Linked DNA regions of Homo sapiens: region 1 is linked to region 2. A link is an interaction called in ENCODE POLR2A ChIA-PET data of the cell type or tissue named here. Cell type or tissue: PC-9. All regions are shown on one strand. Links, peaks and the distances in the headings refer to the core of each region. The heading gives the core; the rest is flanking DNA.

The links. Peaks named below come from ENCODE experiments on the same cell type or tissue, not always from the same donor. Only the 100,000 strongest peaks of a DNase experiment are listed, where the experiment ranks them.
Region 1: POLR2A ChIA-PET joins it to region 2 with 12 read pairs; 4 of 35 experiments call an interaction of 5 or more read pairs at or near these places.

What each region holds. Positions count from the first base shown.
Region 1 is chr5:53,033,623-53,036,547 of GRCh38, forward strand. All of the region lies in intron 2 of ITGA2 (integrin subunit alpha 2), which reads left to right. It overlaps LOC124900974 (a long non-coding RNA gene), which reads right to left and starts at 2,146. Exons shown (of 2, transcript XR_007058767.1): 1 at 2,016-2,146. In PC-9, for the core only: a CTCF peak has its summit at 2,322; no DNase peak of the experiment used is centred there; H3K27ac peaks cover 1,475 bases.
Region 2 is chr5:52,962,345-52,965,269 of GRCh38, forward strand. All of the region lies in intron 2 of ITGA2-AS1 (ITGA2 antisense RNA 1), which reads right to left. Among named protein-coding and RNA genes, the nearest start is that of ITGA2, 26 kb to the right of the region's middle. In PC-9, for the core only: a CTCF peak has its summit at 1,982; a DNase peak (open chromatin) is centred at 1,527; H3K27ac peaks cover 825 bases.

The DNA of each region.
Region 1 (2,925 bases), core at 138-2,637, 71 kb after region 2:
AGTCTCAGTCTGTCACCAAGGCTGGAATGCAGTGGCTCAATTTTGGCTCACTGCAACCTCTGCCTCCTGGGTTCAAGTGATTCTCATGCCTCAGCCTCCTGAATAGCTGGAATTATAGGCATGTGCCACCATACTAGGCTAATTTTTTTTTTTTTTTTTGAGACGGAGTCTCACTCTTTTGCCCAGGATGGAGTGCAGTAGGGCAATCTCGGCTCACTGCAAGCTCCGCCTCCTGGGTTCATGCCATTCTCCTCCCTCAGCCTCCCAAGTAGCTGAAACTACAAGCGCCCACCACCATGCCTGGCTAATTTTTTATATTTTTAGTAGACACGAGGTTTCACCGTGTTGGCCAGGCTGATCTCGAACTCCTGGCCTCAAGTGATCCCATCTCAGCCTCCCAAAGTGCTGGGATTACAGGCGTGAGCCACCGAGCCTGGCCCTCCTTTTATTTTAAATTCATAACATAAATATTCCTTTTCTTCTTCCATTCAATTTTATTTTTTACTCATAACTTAGTCCAGTGTTTGATTCTATAAAGACATTAGAAATCCAACTGTAATATATTCTTACACTTTTATTTTAACTTTAAATACTTACTGTTAAAAATTTTATAAATACTTATTATGCTATTGCTGTACAATTAAGCCATCCTCAGCACTATTAATACAGGTATCCAAAGTGGCATGTCTCATCTCAACAATGACAACCCCCCAAGAGGCGGAGGTTGCAGTGAGCCAAGATCACGTCACTGCACTCCAGCCGGGGCAACAGTGAGACTCCAACTCAAAAAAAAAAAAAATCTATAGTAGGAAGGACACTTTAAATATCTCCTGATTTGCTTCTTCGTTCCTTCACTCTGGATACAAGTTTGTGTGTGCACCTACAAACACATGAATACATACACACCCATTGTTTGTGACTTGCACGTGGGAGAGATATGTTGCTCCAGAATGTCTGCTGTGCTTTAATGATCTATAAAAATCCTCCATGCCTCACCAACAAGTCTTATAATTTTAAGCTTTCCTCTGTGGTAATGTGTGAATATCTGTTTCTGGAATAAAGTTCATTTACAAAGGTGACTGGGACTTACACACACACCTTCCTAGTATCTAGTTGTCTAAGACATTTACATCCATCTAACTCCATCTAAAGAAGGATCTGGGGAATGCTAAGTGGCACAAGTGGCAACTATTTATTAACTTGCTGTGCCCCATATGATGGGAAAGCAAACAGTGCTTCTCTAGAAGAGTTCTAAGGGAACTTAATATGGTAAAAAGAACCAGCAATTTTGAGCAAAAGGGCAGGGGTGCAGATATATAGGTTTTGCTTTCACTTAGACCCTTGAAGTCAGTTTCTTTAAATGAAAACATAAATAGTTATACACTTGACCTCACAGAGTGTTTATAAGGATCAAAGGAGATAATGCACATAAAAAATGCTTTATGAGCTATAAAGCAGTTTACAAATGTTGCTATTCCAGTTTTTATCATTGATGAAACAACCATCTGCCAAAGCACCTAGTTGAAAGGTACTAGCTCATGAGCTTTGATTTGCAAAATGTGATGGTCTTAAAATTATCCCCCTCTCTCCCTCCAATAGCCAAGAACAGGAATTTGTATCATCACAAGGCTTTAGGGTTAGTATTTTAGCTTTTGATTTTAAATTCAAGAAAACTGCATGTCGGATGAGAGGAAGTAACATAATTAGTTTTTATTGATTATATTTCTTCTAGTGCCAAAGCCAATTTCTGGAATTTTTATGAGACAGAACAGTAAGCTTAAGATGTTTTAGCAATAGTGAAGTCAGTGGACTCTTTATCGTGAAACGGAAAGATGCTGAGGATCTAGCCATCCCGCTAACTGAGGAGACAATGTGGAAGCCTAAGAAGTCTGAGGCAGCATAATGAGGCCTAAATACTAAAATTGCCTTTCAATATATGCCAAAGAATTTAACTATTAAATTTATGATAGCAGTATTTCCAAATAAAACCTAAAAAATGAAATGACTCTTTTTACCTGTCTTCCTTCTTCCCAGAGACGGGCAGCCTTCACGGGTGAATTCTTTCCATCACAAATTCATTTTATGTTTACCAGCAGAAAGCAGGTACCATTTAGAGCTCACCAAGCACCTTGTGTTGTCCGTGGCCTGGAACTAAACAATATAAGAAACAATATTTATATTTATATACTATAGACTTGGAAAATTTTTACGTGCATGTAGATACAATAAGTTTCTAATCCAAAGTAAAATATCCCCTTGGATGGCTCATAGACCTCTCAAACTTAAAATATCTCACAGTGAACTCTTGAGCTCCCCCTATCGCAAAATCTTGCTCTACTGACAGCATCCCCTTTAATCTGATGGTAGTGACTAGTTTCTTTTAGCTTCTCAGCCAAACACCTTTAGGCTGTCTTTGACTCGTATTCATTCATTCATTCATTCATTCATTCATTCATTGAAAGACCAACTCCTCAAGAAGTCCTGCTGCCCCTACCATCACACTCTATCTAAAACAAGACCACCTCTTACCACTTTCCCTTCTGCCAGCCCTGTATGAGCACTCCATCATCTGTTGCCTGGATGATTGCAGTTGTCTTCTAAGTACTTTACATGACTCACCTGTGCTTCAATACAATGATTCCCAACAGTGTGGCCTTCAAAATTCTTCTACAATATGTCAGATCACATCATGCTGTACTCAAAACCCTCCAATGGCATTCTCATTTCCCTCAGCTGGAAAGCTGAGGCCTTCTATTAATCATTACGTACAAGTCACTACATGATCTATCATTACCAGTAGGACTACCATCTCCTTCCACTATCCCCCTCACTCATTCTGTTCCAGCCACAGGGCTTTTGCATTTGCTGTTCCCGCAGCCTAGACTATTCTGCCACTAGAGTCTTAAGGTTTACTCTTTAACCTTC
Region 2 (2,925 bases), core at 175-2,674:
ATTATTCCTATTATACAGATGATGTAATTGAGACCCAAAGGACCTAAGGAGCTACTTCAAGGCTATAAAGCTAGTAAGTAGTGATGTAGAAATAAAAACCAAGATCTATCTGAGTCCGAAGCTGCTTCCCCAAGGACAGGAACTTGAGAGGAAGTCACTGGAAGAGAAATGAAAACACAGAGGTAGAGGAGAACACACATCTATTTTGGTAGTACTTGGCACATAGTAACTTTCAGTAAATATTTGTTTATTGCTGAATGGATGCAAAAATTGATCAACTATATTAGTCAGAGATCTCCAGAGACATAGAGCTAATAGGAGATATATACATATATATGTGTATATAGGAGAGATATCTATCTTACACACACACACACACACACACACACACACACACACACACACACACACATATATATATATATATATATATATGGAGAGAGAGAGATTATAAGGAACTGCTTCACATGGCTATGGAGGCTGAGAAGTCCCATGGTCTACGGTCTGTAAACTAGAGACCCGGGAAAGCTGATGGTATAGTTCCAGTCCAAGTCTGAAGGTCCAAGACTAGGAGAACTGATGATGTAAGTGGTGGAAGAAAGCTGGTGGTGTAGTTCTAGTCCAAGTCCAAAGGCCTGAAAGTCAGAAGTGCCAGTGGTATAAGTCCCAGTCCAAGTGTAGGAGAAGACTGATATCCCAATTCAAACTGTCAGGCAGAGAGAGCAAATTCTCTCTTACCCTGCCTTTTGTTCCATTCAGGCCTCCAACAGATTGGATGAAGGCTAAAAACACTGGCCATCTGCTTTCCTCAGTCTACCAATTCAAATGCTAATCTCACTCAGAAACACCCTCACAAATATAACCAGAATAATGTTTAACCAAATATCTGGGCACCCTATGTCCCAGTCACATTGACACATAAAATTAATCATCACAAGTCCACCTCTGTCAACTTGTCACCCATACACATCTCCTTAAGCCATACTTAACCTCAAAATAAAGGCAATAACAAGGTCATAATTTCACCAAACATGATACAATTATCCTGCATACCACTAAAAATGCACTAACCCCTTCCCCAGAAAAGGAGGCAAAGTCTTTGAAATTCACTCTTCTCCTTGATGTCTAGTAACTGAAATACTATGATTGAAAATTAACAATACTTAACTATGATATAAAGTCAATACATCTGCAGTTACATGACAAAAGAATCAGAGAGAGTGAAAATCAAAGATATTTTCTTAATACGTACAAATATAATTATATTTAAAACATATTCACATTCTAAACAAAATAAGGAGGACTATTCATAACAATTACAGTCCTCTTTTTTTTGTAACTGGTCACTTGTAGCTGATACTTACAGCTACCTTCTTCCACTAGCCACTCTATGTTCCTTTTCCCTTCAGCAAGCTCCTTATTTGGTCATGGTTCTTCACCTGGTAGAATGACCCAAATCTTCATTCCTGAAGAGTCTGAGCCATTAGTAGTCCTTCCTGGATTGGGCTGTTGTAGCTTTCCATTGATTATAATCACAAGGTAAGGTAATACTCAGTGACACACTAAGGGATCTCTTGGAATTCAAGCATGTTCTTTCTTACCTCAATTGTGGAGTAGCAGTTGAATTTCTCTTCTGTAGCGAGGATCAGCCACCTCACCCAGTATAATATTATAACTCACTTCTTTGCCTATTGATTCAGAGTCATGAGAAGCTCAAAGGGGCCAGGTGGCAATCTTAATTTCCAGTTCAATGGAATCATTTTTGTGTCTCCTGGTGGGAGCATTCTTCCCTTAGGAACTGAGATCCCTAGGCCACCAGAGCATAAGGTTATGAGAACAGAAAGCAAAAATTTTGTTAGTGGGTCCCTGCGGGTAATAGTGAGTGGAGTCACTCCTATTTCCACCTTTGATTCCTGGACTCATGAATCCTAGTTATTGGAGAAACAGCACCATATACTGGACAGTGATTCAGAGTATATTCAGCCTTGTAGAGAATCTTGTCCATGCCCTCTGATGTACTGCCACCTAGCTGGTGCTATAGCTGAGTCTTCAGAAGGACATTCCACTGTTTCATCAGACCAGCTGCTTCAGTATGGTGGAGAACATGGTAAGACTAGTGAAGTCTATGAGCCTGGGCCCACTGCTGCACTTACTTTGCAGCAAAGTGAGTTTGTCAGTCAGAAGCAATGCCATGGGGAATACCATGATGGTGAATAACGTTTTATAGTTATATTTTTCCAGCTCACTTACATCTCTTTGGCAAGGAAATCATGAACATACAAAATGATCACTAATCATAGACTTGAACCCTTGGAGGCAGTTGAAAAATCACCCAGTACTGGAAACTTCTTTACAACATCCCAAACAGTGAAACCTGGTCTATGCTTGGGCACTTTCAACCGTAAGGTCCTCAGTATCCCAGCTGTAGCTTCTGTTCTGCTTTTGTGAAGCACTAGTTATTTGAAAGTATATCTTTCATTTCAAATTCTAATATTTGCTATGCATCAACAAAAGTCTCTGTATTTATGTAAGTGTTCTTTAACCTATTAAGTATAACTTAGGGCAATGAGTTCCATAAACTTACTACCTATCGTGCAAAGTAAGATTTTATTTAATTTTTCCATTTCCTTATTAATTTAAGATCTAAAATCGCCTCTCCAGTTAATGTCTCTCAATGTATTTACCCTCTACTAACTGTCAGAACTCTCAAACCAGTGTTTTCATTCATCCAAAACATAAAGAAGCAGTATTAGTAGACTGTAATATTAGGATAAAATATAGCAATATTAGAATTATTACTATATAGCCGGGCGCGGTGGCTCACACCTATAATCCCAGCACTTTGAGAGGGTGAGGCAGATGGATCACTTGAGGTCAGGAGTTTCAGACCAGCCTGGCCAACATGGTGAAACCCCATCTCTAGTA